Linked DNA regions of Mus musculus: region 1 is linked to region 2. A link is a contact called in ENCODE Hi-C or POLR2A ChIA-PET data. All regions are on one chromosome and are shown on one strand. Each heading gives the region's core, a stretch centred on a gene start or an enhancer-like site at or near the end of the contact. The rest is flanking DNA. Distances are from core to core; before and after follow the strand shown.

The links. A loop is a pair of places that touch in the nucleus more often than their neighbours do. ChIA-PET counts read pairs that join two places held with the same protein, here RNA polymerase II (POLR2A).
Region 1: a map of left cerebral cortex shows a loop between it and region 2 (2.2-fold over the local background). The contact joins the promoter of Trmt5 here to the enhancer-like site in region 2. A Hi-C loop is called at or near these places in 1 of 37 maps with a recorded cell type or tissue (left cerebral cortex). POLR2A ChIA-PET finds 5 or more read pairs at or near these places in 1 of 5 experiments (Patski).

Annotation. Positions count from the first base shown.
Region 1 is chr12:73,284,587-73,291,517 of GRCm38, reverse strand. Trmt5 (TRM5 tRNA methyltransferase 5) reads left to right here and starts at 4,807. Exons shown (of 5, transcript NM_029580.3): 1 at 4,807-4,834; 2 at 6,243-6,883. The coding sequence starts at 4,830. Slc38a6 (solute carrier family 38, member 6) reads right to left here and starts at 4,670. Exons shown (of 16, transcript NM_001037717.3): 1 at 4,486-4,670; 2 at 2,995-3,125. The coding sequence starts at 4,593.
Region 2 is chr12:73,022,646-73,028,898 of GRCm38, reverse strand. No RefSeq gene overlaps it. Among named protein-coding and RNA genes, the nearest start is that of Gm51264, 20 kb to the left of the region's middle. Within about 2 kb of position 3,231, at least 1 of the 3 ENCODE cell types and tissues checked has a DNase peak (open chromatin) inside an H3K27ac peak, as active enhancers do.

The DNA.
Region 1 (6,931 bases), core at 3,558-6,057, 260 kb before region 2:
GTCCCTAGTGCACCATAGCAAAGGCACAGAAATCCTCTCTGTGAGGCACTAAAGACTTACTGGTAAGTAGCAAGCATTCAGGAAACCGACATCAGAGACCTCACAAAATTACAGTGTGACGACACCAACGAAAGCAGAGTGGGCTACTTAGAAGCGGTTTTGCTTATTAAGACATTTGGAAGAAAGAGAAGAAACTGAAGTGAGATTTTGCACTTTAAGTTGGCTTCTACTGACTAAACAGGCGCCAGGACCCGGTGCTCGATGCTCAGAGATCTGGGTCTGAAGGATTTCATGTCTGCGGCCAGTGAGATGGACACCAGCCATGGAAGCCAGCGACGGCAGTAAAGCATCGAACATACAAAGCTATGTTAACAACAGCAGCCCCGTGACTGGCTGTGATTCATGAAAACAGCCCTCACAGGCTCACACCAGGCTCACTGAATGCTTGATTAGCAGCGGGTGACCAAATCAGGAAAGGTTTGGAGGTATTGCTTGTTCAGTGCCTCCTGCAGGTGATCAGGAATGTATGCTCCCAGCTACTGCTCGGTGCCATGCCTGCCTGTCTGCAGCCTACCACACTCCCCAGCTACCCTGACCAGCATGATGACAATGCTTACCCTCTGACACTGTAAGCAAGCCCCCATTTAAAGTGCTTTCTTCTATAAGCTGCCTTGGTCATGCTGTGTAGTCACAGCAATAGAACAGTACTAAGACACTGGCCCATGACTAACTCTTGAAAATAAATAAGCCCAGAACATAATGTTGGGCTCCAGGCGTTAAAGAAGTCTTATTTAGCAGCCTAAGACAGGAGAAGGATATTTTATTTGCACCTAAAAAAATTGCTTTTAACTTGCCTGACTGATAAGTTTTGATTCACATTGGCCAGCCTGACACAAATGAGCTTGAACTTTTTAAAATCATAAATCAATTGTAGATCAAGTGTGTAGTGGCTATTCCTGGTTGTCAACTTGACAATATTTGGAATAAACTACAATCCGGAATTGGAAGGCTCAGCAGTGACCCTTATCTGGAGGCTTGGAGATCCTTATCTGGATCTTGGTTTGAAGATCTTGAGCCATAGTGGCTATGGATTCCAGAAGATTGAATCTCCGAGTTTAAGGAACACACCTTTAATCTGGGCTCCACCTTCTGCTGGAGACAATATAAGGACATTGGAAGAAGGGAGTCTAGCTCTTGCTCTTGCTCCTTCGCCTGCTTGCTGCGTGAGACTGAGTAACTGCTAGATCCTTGGACTTCCATTCACAGCTGCGACTGAACCATTGTTGGGAATTGGGCTGCCGACTGTAAGTCATCAATAAATTCCTTTACTATCTAGAGACTGTCCATAAGTTTTGTGACTCTAGAGAACCCTGACTAATACAAAGTGGTTTTTTTTTTTTTTTAGATTAGCCACATTTTTAGATTAATAAAAATCAACATCAGTCCTGTATTGCACAGTGATATCTGGGTTAACAATGAAGTCTCAGAGACAACATGGCTGTCCTCGTGTCATAGGGAACACATTATTCATGCTCACGGTGAAGCTGGGGAAAGCAGACTACTGCATTGCCAATCATATAATCATGAACGCAACACGTGCTTTTACATCTAGTACTGAATATCCACTAAGAAGAAGTAATACAATCCTCGGTTCCTGTATTTATTATACTATCATACTGTATTCTTTTAAAAAATCATGATTTTAGGGCACACTTTTTTTATTGTTGTGGCTGTTGGTTTGTTTGTTTTTTGAAGCAGGGTCTCACTTGAACTTATATGGCTGAGGAAGACCCTGAATTCCCCGATCTTCCTGTCTCTACCTCCCAACTACCAGGACCAGTCCTTCAGGGGCTTCAGAAAAGGCTTTGTTGTCACAGGCAAGGAGGCTGCAGCTGTGTCCTGCTCCCGAAACACCTCCCCATGAGCAAGGTGTGTAAACTGATCCTGGCTCTCGGGTAGTAAGTGTGCTTATGTCTGAGTTTTAAAGAAAAAGTTGGAAAAGGAAAATACGAGAATAAGAGTAGATTAAATTTAAAAAGCTTATGTAATAAGGACATATAGAAAGAAAAGTTTTATATGGTATATGGTGTATTTGTTTTTTAGGCTATTATAACAAGAATCAAAACATTGAAAAACAAAACACAAGGCCCTTAAAACGACTTCTCCAGTTCCTCTCAGCACGACGTCCAATCCAGGAACAGGTTTCTTCTTTCACTGGATCTTTTTTGCATGTGTTGATAAACAAATACGATTACATTACAACTGCTGCGGCATTTACTATACTAGCACGTGGACTGCACTATATTAGGTGATTTTTTTAGCCTATGAGCAACAGGCAATACTGTATAGATGTGTAGAAGGTTTTACCATCTAGGTTTGTTTAAGTATACTCTATAAGGATCACCCAGGAACGAAAAAGCATTGCCGCACTTCAGAACTATTAGCCATGGCTACTCCACTTGGTACCCTCTCCCCCTTTTAGTTAAACAATAACAATTCCTAAAGTAACTTGTTTTCTAGATCCTTACCCACTGTGCCCTATGGACCCCAGTCATGTCTGACCAGGAAAGCTGCTTATCTATCACATGACATCCTAACCACTTACCTTATCTCCAAAGCTTCCCCTAGCAACAACCTGCCCAAAAGGGACAATGCTCAGTGGCCTTCCCTTTCTTTTTTGTGCCCTATAAGCCCTTGGGTTCTGATTCTTACACCAGAGCCCCGCTTTGCTGGTGCTGTTTTAAAGCCCACGCTATCTTAGAGCCCCGGGGTTCCTTTCTTGAGGTTCCTACATGAATGCCCACCCCCTCAAGCCATGCATGACTGTAGGGAGCATTCCTCCAAAGCACAGAACTAGATAGGCACAAGGGGAACAAAACAGCATTAAAACCCCAGAAGTAATCCAACTAGAAATTGTAGACCGGTAACTTCTGGAATCAAAATTCCTTATCAAAATGGAACCGTGTGATGACAAAATATGGAAACAGGCCTCACCTAAATCCAAGGATACCCGTGTTAGCCATCACATACGCCAAACCAAGGATGCCGCTTCCCATGATGGCGTTCATCACGTTAAAGACGGAGAGACCAAAGGAAGCACCGGAGGATCCCTGCCTGTGAGGTTCCTGGAAACACACCATTTACCCACATTAAATGCCTGAGGAAGGAAGTTAAAGTGTGCTGAGCCATTCTACACACTTGAGGAATCGTGTGAACACTAATTAACCAGGACGTGGCTAGTTCTTTCGCCCATGTAACACAGGCTAGTCTCATTGGAGAAGAGGGGATCTCAATTGGGAGAATGCCCTAAAGAGACTGGCCAAGACACGGCCTGTTTTAGGTGGGGGCATCCCTGAGCAGGCAGGCCTTCCTGGGGATGAAGGAGAGCAAACTGAGCAAGCCAGTAGGGGCAAGTCAATATTTCCTCCGGGTCTCCCGTTTCAGTTTCTGCCTCCAGATTCCTGCCCTGACTTTCCTTCAAGACGGACTGTAGCTGTAAGATGAAATAAGCCCTTCCCTTCCCAAGTTGCTTTCCGTCATAGGAGTTATTACCCCAAGGAAAAGCACATTTGGACATAACACTTGTTCCTTTCCCTCCGTTCTGACCTATTGGTGCAACTCAAGGAAACGAGTCTTCCAGGAAAATTACTTCCTCCCATGCAGGGCCCAGCTGGCTTCAGTGGGAGCCACAGCCTTGTGACTTCAAGAGATCAAGATAGGGTGGAGACAGAGGAGGAACGGGCCTCAGTCACGTGCTTCCTGAAGAATCCCAGTGTCAGCATGGAACTTCTGTCCCTAACTCTTCTTCCTCAAGTACGAGGACCGCAATAAACTAACCTTTTGTTTATATGCCTAATGAATTAAGTCGATTAGCAGGAATATCTTACAGGGACAACATAAACCAAACCATCAGCTGTTACAGTCCAGGGATTCATAAAAAGTGGAGTGGCAGGACTGGAAAGCAGCTCTGAGTTAGGGAGTTTTTCTAGCATGCCCAAGGCCCTCCTAGGCTGGACATTCAAGACCGAAGAGGCTCCGGGGCCCCCGGGCACACACAGCCCACTACACCGGCTTTAGGTTAAGGACGAGCAATGTGCACATTACCAGAGACCTCTCCTCATCTTCACTTACAGGGACTTGAGTATTAAAGTGCCTATAGCTCATCTTTCCCTTGGCCCCATGATTAAATCCAGAAAAGAAACATCGTGTGATGTTCTTGCAAGACCTCACAAGGCTAGAGGAGACAGAGGCGACAATGACACAAAGCAATGGTGAGTCACAAAACCGAGGCTCATCCCGCTGGTGTTCCAAGCCTCTCACTATTGACTGAGTGCTCCATGCTGCTGCCACATTCCAAACTCGCCTGGGGTCAGTGGTTCGGGCCCCACCCCAGGGTCAGTCCCCTGCAGTCCAAGGCTCCTCTTGCAAGCCCTGAAAGATACCGAAGCGCACAGGAACCCAGCGCAGCCAGTAAAGCCCACTTACGTTGCTTAGCAACGGACTCCACTCGTCTGCAGCCACCGCCTCCTCTGGCTGCTGGGCAGAGACGTACCAGCCTGGCTCCGCTTGGATGCTGTGCCGGGACGCCTGCATGGTGCTCCGCGACCGACTGCTAAGTAAATCACGGAGCCGCTTCCCCTAACCCCAAGCGCCCCGGCTGAGCGGCTTCAGAGGCGGAGCTACGGGCTTGGCCCTTCCGGGCTCTCGTAGCAAATCGCGGGCCCGGAAGAGAGGTGCGAGTCCACAGGGTCGGACTCTACGCTGCCTTCGCGGCCAGCAGTGATGACGTCACCAGCCTCCGACGCCCTATTTCCGAGCTGCACCAGAGCATGAGGTGAGGGGTTCGGGTCTGAAGCCGGCCTCGGGTGACGCTGGCCCTGGAAAGGTGCAGCTGGTGAGGGGGCAGTAGTGTCCCGGGTGATGTAGAAAACCTGACGGTACCGCGGCGGGACTCGTGCTCTTCTTTCTTGCCCAATGAGCGCAAAAAGGCCACCAGGTCATTCATCTCCTTGTCCACCGGCCGCTAAGCCGAGGCCGGAGCCCTTGGGTAGGGGGCTGGTCAAATGCATGGTGAGGGCTGATGCACCCAGTGGTAGGATTGGATAGCATGAGAAGTGCCGGGATTAGGTTCCCATTACCACAAAAATCTTTTCATAGTTTAAACCACATATTACAGATGGAAAACGGACGCCTACATTTACTTCAAACAACACAGTAAAGCCTTGTCAAAATACTGAAGCTTTTAGTTATAGGCATGGCATATGGCAGTACACTATGATAGACATCCTAACAGTATACTAAGGTCATATGGGAAGGGACAAATCTCATGTATCCAGACCAACCTGGAGGATGACTTTAATTTCTGATCTGCTTTCTGAGTGCCTGCACCACTGTGCCCAGGCTATGTAGTGCTGAAAGCCCATGAATTTGCTTGTGCTTGCTAGGTACACTTCTAGCTAAACTGTATCCCCAGCTTTCAGGTCATTTTTAACCAAGCTTTTGTTTTTTTTTTTGTTTGTTTGTTTGTTTGTTTGTTTTTGAGGTCTGGTCTCAAATGCATCCCAGGCTGGCCTTGAACTTTTAATCCTCCTATTTCCTCATGCTGAGATTACAGGTAGGCACCACCATGCCTGATATTATGTGCTGTTAGGGATGACCCCAGGACCTCATGCGTGCTAGGCAAGCTTTCTACCAGTGAGCTACATTTTAAGACCTTAATGAACGTTTAAGCCTTGCCAAGCCACTTAGCAGCCACATAACTTTGGGTGATTAACTTACCCCTTAGCTTACAAACTTCATAACACAGCTTCTGATACAACAGCCCGTTGAATAAATAAAATAAGATCTCCTAAGAATATCCCAGTAAGTATTACCATTGGTGGCATCACATATAGTGATCATTTCATTTAGAGATGACCCTTAACTCAAATTTCATACTTCCTATTCTATGTGTATTCTGTCGAAATTTGTGAGCAGAGTTCTTTGGGTATAGGGAGATTGCTAGACCACTAATTTTTCTGTTATAGGGGCAAATAGACTGAAAATGCAAATGTATTATTTACCAGGGACAGTGATCATTCTAACCTGCAAGAGAGACTGCCCTCCCTTGCCATCCAAACCTTTTGTCAGCACTTGGCAGGTGACTTGAAAGATAATTTATATTTTCATCCTCAAAAGCCATTGTGAATGTGTTCACATGTAGCTTGATGGTGTTTGGTGTTTTGTTTTGTTATTTTCCCCAGAATCGTATGGAAGCTATTTGGATTCTCAAGAAGACTTTTGCAAGTGGAATGGTGTCACCCCAGTGAATCAATATTGTTGTTTACCCTGGTGCCGAGACTTAGGAAAGCGCCTTCTGTTTTCTTGTTGGGTCAAAGACAAGGACTCTCAACCATGCCAGAAATAGAAGCAAGTGTGAGAGATAGTGAATTATTTTCACCACCCTCTGACGTTCGAGGAATGAGAGAACTTGATAGAACAGCTTTTAAGAAGACAGTGTCCATCCCTGTGCTTAAAGCGAGGAAAGAAGTAGTCAACAGATTGATGCGAGCCCTCAGGAGAGTAGCCCTGCAGCGCCCGGGCATAAAGCGAGTGATTGAGGATCCCAAGGATGAAGACAGTAGGCTGATCATGTTGGACCCCTACAGGATGCTTACTGCTGATTCCTTTGACAAAGCAGAACTCGGAGTTTTAAAAGAACTTGATGTCAGCCCACAGTTATCCCAGTACAACTTGGAACTAACATATGAAAATTTTAAGTCAGAAGAAATTTTGAAAGCTGTGCTTCCTGAAGGTCAAGATGTAACCTCTGGATTCAGCAGGGTTGGGCATATTGCACACCTGAATCTCCGAGATCACCAGCTGCCCTTCAAGCATTTAATTGGTAGGTGGATTACAGTCAGATTCATACTCTAGAAAAAAAGTGACATTC
Region 2 (6,253 bases), core at 1,982-4,481:
GCTATAGGCAGTGTTTGTGAAATGATGAGAGATCGTATCTAACCAGGCCCAGTGAATCTACTGGTGTTCTACTCTATATTAAATCAGGAAAGACAAACTAGATTCTTCCAACTGCCGAAGGCTGTGCCCGCATAAACCTAAGGCTGTACCTACATAAAAAGAGCATTGTGGTTCTATAAAACAGTCCCCAAAGTACAGTGAAGTCGGCTGCTTGCCAGAGAAAGCATGATTACTTGACAGGGTTTCTCTGTGTAGCCCTGGATGTCCTGAAACTCAATTTTAGACCAGGCTGGCTTCGAAATCACATAGACCGACCTGCCTCCCAAGTGCTGGGATTAAAGGTGGACGCCACCTAAAGGTGTTCACCGTCACACTCATCTTAGTTTGTAAATTTAAAGTAGGCAGACAGCTTTGATGCCCTCCTTTCCCAGTAAATCAGAGATTTTTCTAAAGTAAACGAAACCTCTCAGACCATAGGGTATTGTTTCTATATTTTTATATTTAAGATTCCCTTTGATATGTATTGAAAGATTTTGTTGGTGTTTATTTGTGTGAATGACGAGCATATGTTTGTCTGTCCATATGCCATATGGCAGACATGTAGGGTAAAGTCATTCTTCTCTACTCTCCCTTGTGGGAACTGCATCTATCCTTGGCCATGTGGGTCTTAGGTGTTGAACTCGGAGGGTCAGGCTTGGTGGCTAGTGTTTTACCCATAGAGTTAGCTTGCTGGCCATATTTTATGTTTTTAATCAGAACCATGTCTTCATCAAAAGATTTGCCAACACATATTTAGCATCTTGAAAGCCTTACTGTGCCCAATATCTTGGCAAAATTAGTTTAAACTGTCATAATAGTTTCTTTTTACAGTACTCTAATATAGTTTTTATTTTCTTGTTAGGAGTTTGGAGTGGGTGGGGTGGGAACAGGAAATCCGCATTTGACGTTCTAGGTGACCCATGAGAACAGCCCAAGTTGGCTACTCAACTACAGTCGTTTAAAAGGGGTTTATGTAGACGTGTTTAAAACTTGTTACCCACTCAAAAGCCTATCATATTTAGCCTTTAGAAAAGAATTTCTAGTGTTACAAAAGGAGCTATTATACTCTCTATAAAGGCCTTCTAGTCTAATTCAGGAGAGGTGTAGATAAGTTTTTGGTTGAGCACGTTAATTAAACCTCAAAGGGCCAAGACTCAGGCTGAAACCAAATCTCCCGATTCTTAAAGTGTCGACACGTCAGATGGGATCACTGTAGATGCTGTGGACCTTTGCCTTGGTCGACCTCAGAAAATGCCATCAGTTTCTTCTTTCTCTCAAGGAGAAAACCTTAATCCCAGAGGTTTGTAAACAACTAGACACACAGATGTTTTTTTCTGAGTATTTAATAAACATTTTTGGGGTTTTGCCTGATGTTCTGATACAGGGCAGATTGTTCATTAAGGTTCAGGGAAGAGAACCTGGTCCCCAGGGAGGACCTGGAGGAGGGTGATCAGTCTCATGTCCCCAGTCTTGCCTTGCCTTGCCTTGCCCTGCCTTCCTTTGCCTTCCTTTGCCTTGCCTTGCCTTCCTTTGCCTTGCCTTGCCTTCCTTTGCCTTGCCTTGCCTTCCTTTGCCTTGCCTTGCCTTGCCTTGCCTTGCCTTGCCTTGCCTTGCCTTCCTTCCTTTCCCTCCTCTCTCTCTCCTCCCTCCCTCCCTTTCTCTCTCTTTCTTTTGTTTTTTTTTTTTTTTCTTCAAGACGTGGTCTCTCTACAAAGGCTGTCCTGAAACAGATCCACTTGCCTCTGTCTCCTGAGTGCTCTGGTGTTTGGCCTTTTTTTTTTTTTTCTTTTTTTTAATTATTTAAGCTGGGTGTGGTGGTGCATGCCTTTAAATCCAGCACTTGGGAGGCAGAGACTGGCAGGTCTCTATGAGTTTGAGGCCAGCCTGGTCTGCAAATAGAGTCCAGGACAGGGCTCTGTCATATAGAAAAACTCTGTCTTGAAAAACCAATCTATATATATTCCCAGTAGCCCAGGCTGGCCTCTAGCATATAATCAGTTGTCTTCTAACTCCAAAGCCCTGGGATTACAGGTTTGTACCACCATAGCTGGCTGAAGTCTTACTGACCATTCTTTTATTGCTGTTTCTATAGAATACAATTTCCCTTTGCATTCCTGTCTTTCTTCATTCACATTAAGCTATACATTATGGGTGGCACCTGAAGGAAGATAGAGGAAACAGGCACCAGTGATATGGAAGCTGCGTTTTATTCAGTTTGGTAGGAGTCGTTCCCAGCTCAGTACCCAGCTCCCAGGCAGTCCCTCACCAGGGCTTTCTGAATGGACGAAAGAGTAACATTTGGAGACACAAGACCCAGTGGATTATGGGAACATGTCTTGTGGCTTATCTGGATTCCTGCAATACCCATTTGTGTCTCCCCCACTGTTATATTTCCCCTTTCCAGTGTAAACTCCACACAGAAGAGTCAGGATGAGCCATGGACCATATTATGCCTTGGGTCATACTAACTTCCTTTAAGTTTCCCAGTAACTTCCCTTTACATTAGAATTAGGGGTAAACTTCTCAGAAGGTATTGTATGATCTCTTTCTTTCTTTCTTTCTTTTTTTTTTAAATATTTTTTCTTTTTTTTAAGATTTATTTATTTATTTATTTATTTATTTATTTATTTATTTAATGAAAGTACACTGTAGCTGTCTTCAGACACTCCAGAAGAGGGCACCAGATCTTGTTAAGGATGGTTGTGAGCCACCATGTGGTTGCTGGGATTTGAACTCAGGACCTTCGGAAGAGCAGTCAGTGCTCTTAACCGCTGAGCCATCTCTCCAGCCCGTATGATCTCTTTCTTATCTTATTTCATGCTCCACTTGAGCCCAGTGAGAACAGGCTGGCCTTGAACTCACCGAGACCTGCCTGCCTTTGCTTCAATTAAAGGTGCACATCACCATGCCTGCCAAACTTTCTACAAGTGCTTTAAATAGGTTGAAGTCCTCCACTCCACGAGGACTTTACAGGCCCACGTGTCCTCTAACTCTTGTGATCACTCTGCTCTCTCCTGCCCCAGTTGAAGGGTTAACCTCCCAGAACGGCCTTTTCTCTAAGGTCTAAGTATAGCAGCTCCGGGTAGAGGCGATCCTGAAACCATAATCCAAACTAGATAGGACAGGGAGCTGGCTCTCGCTGTTACCCGTCAGGCAGTCTGCTGAAGCCTAAGATGTTCTCTGTGTTGATGTCATCCTCAGGTTGGCTGCAAGCCTGCTGAAGCAGTTCCAGGCACTGCATCGGGTTACAGCTGCATCCAGAGGGACAAAAAAATCTTGCTCTTCCTTGTGTGCTCTCCTGAGGGAAGAAGCCGTTCCAGAACTCCCCTCTCTAGCAGACTTTTCATGTCTCCATGGCTAGAATGGAGTCACATACAAATTTCTACCGTGGTGGGGAGGGGGTTGTTATTGATCCTGACTATAGGTTCCGGTTCCATTTCATGTGTTGGGTACATCGGGCAGTTTTGCAATCTAGAGATTTCTCAGAGTGATCTTTTAGCTTTAAACCACTGGAACCAACTATAGAGTGCAATACTTATCAAAATTACTAAATTTGTGGCATATTAATATATGATGTCTTCTTGATTACAACTAGATTTTTTTTTTCCCAAGACAGGGTTTCTCTGAGCAGCCCTGGCTGTTCTGGAACTCACTCTGTAGACCAAGCTGTCCTTGAACTCAGAGATCTGCCTGCTTCTGCCTTCTGAATGCTGAGAGTCAAGGTATCCCCCACCCCTGCCCAGCACAATTAGATTTGAATAATACTGGTTGGATTAATAAGCATTAAGAATTATTTTAAGGGGCTGGAGAGATGGCTCAGTGGGTAAGAGCACTGATTGCTCTTCCAGAGGTCCTGAGTTCAATTCCCAGCAACCACATGGTGGCTCACAACCACCCGTGATAAGATCTGACGCCCTCTTCTGGTGCATCTGAAGACAGCTACAGTGTACTTATAATAAATAAATAAATAAATAAATAAATAAATAAATAAATCTTTTAAAAAGGTTACTTTAAGAGAGTGATAGGCATAAATAATGTTTTGAGATAGTTTTTAAACAACTATAATGTGGGTCTAGAGTGATGGCTCAGAGTTTAAGAGCACTGGCTGCTCTTCTAGGAGTCCTGAGTTCAATTTCCAGCAACCACATGGTGGCTCACAAACATCTGTAATGGGATCTAATGCCCTCTTCTGGTATGTCTGAAGACAGCTACAGTGTTACTCATGTACATGAAAGAAATATATATTAAAAATATATAATGTGACTTGAATATATCTGCAACTTATGTCAGTGGCAAAGGTACAAGCTTTTTGCACTTGGTTTGCTGGCTTTAGCAATAGAAAAAATGTTATGTTTTGGGGAGAAGTTACTTAAAATATGCATGGAGTTTCCCTCTCATTTGATACATGGATACTCTGACCTTCATCCTGGGTTCCAGTGCCTGGTCTAGATGAGTTGATGTTCGAGGAATGATGGGGCCTGGTGGTACAGGCTTATAATCCTGGCTACTTGGGGTACTGAGGAAGGACCTCAAACTCAAAGCCTACTCTAGCAACTTGCTGAGAGACTCTGTCTCAAAATAGAGAATAAAAAGAGGACTGAGATAGAGTTCTTACCTAACAGGCAAGAGGCCCTAGGTTCAATTCCCAGTGCAACAAAAATAAATTAAAAAATATCTAATTATGTGGCATATAAGCATACTGTTTGACCTATAGTAGGTACTCAATAAATTATAGCTTGATATATAGACACAAGGAGAAATCTTGAAAGTAAGAAACCCAAAATATTTAAATCAATGCACTGGGAAAAACTAGGAATGAGGTTTCAGGGGCTTATTAACACAGTTTCTCCTATGAACTTCTGAGTGGTTTGAGCAAAGGCACAGGAGTAGGGTCAACCTGATAGATGAACTTGGAAGAGCGTATCACAAATACCCACAATCACCCGGCCTTACGAAGGCTCTGTCCAGAGGAGCTCTCTTTTAATGCCATGTGTCAGGATCACTGGGAGCTATATTCCTGGACGATGGCTGGCTCTGTGTTATGTCACTGGTGCTGGGTAGTCCAGGATAAAGGCTTGGCTCTCCATCCTATGGTGTGACCACACTGGCGCAATGCTGACGTTCTGGCTCATCCCGGTAATTTTAGTTCTTTGCTCTCTTCTCTCGAGAAGGATGCAATTTTAGGACCATTAAGATAACATACTTTGGTCAAATAGATAAAAGGTCATTTTTACCCACAAGATGGGTGGGGATGCCTTTGTTCATATGTATATGTGGATTTGTAAGAAAAAGAAAGAGATGGTTTCTGTGTCCCGAAGACTATTCTAGTGCGGTCCTTCAATAAAGGGAGCCAATTTCCATGGTTTAGTCATTCGACAGCACCGTTTACTGGCTATGATTCGAAGGTTTGAAATCATATAGGCATGAATTCACATTCTCACTTTGTAATGTACTGCCTGTGATCCTGAGCAAACAACCTCAAAATGGCAATAATAATAATAGTGAAAATAATAATGATGATGAAAATAATAATAATGACTTGCAGTAAGCACTGTATCAACAGCAATGGTAATCATGCAAGATTCATACCCACGGTCTGTTGGGACTTGAATGGCATGACCCCAACAGGCTTAGTTTGAGGACTTGGTGCATAGCTGGGTAGCGCTGTTTGGGGAGGTCTGGGACTGTAAGTACAGCTTCTTTAGAAGAAGCGGGTTGCTCAGGGTAGACCTTGGGGCTCTAGAGTCTCTCCCAGCTTCTTGAGTGCCCTTGGTCTCTCTGTAGAGGTGTGAACAGGGAGCAAGAGTTCCCTGGCACCACAGGCTGCATGCACTCCAACTGTGAGCTAAATGAATTGGTTCTCCACTACATTGCTTTTTGTCATCCATTTGGTTACAGTGAAGAGAAAATCAACCAATAGAGTCCATGTGGGACAACCATTCTCTTAAAGTCAAGTCTCGTTTTTACTACTGTTCACACAGGAATAATGAGGAGATGATGTACATTTATGTATCTATATACATAATTTATATCATATTTATTATATATAATTGATATGTTAATATTATCTGTTAAAGTATAATAATTATATTTTACATATTATAATATATAATGTTATATATTTTATTATATATTATGTTTCATGATGTATATTATATATTTTCACACTTGCCTCTAAACTTCATTTTCCTTTCTTGGCAAAGTGAAGTTCGCT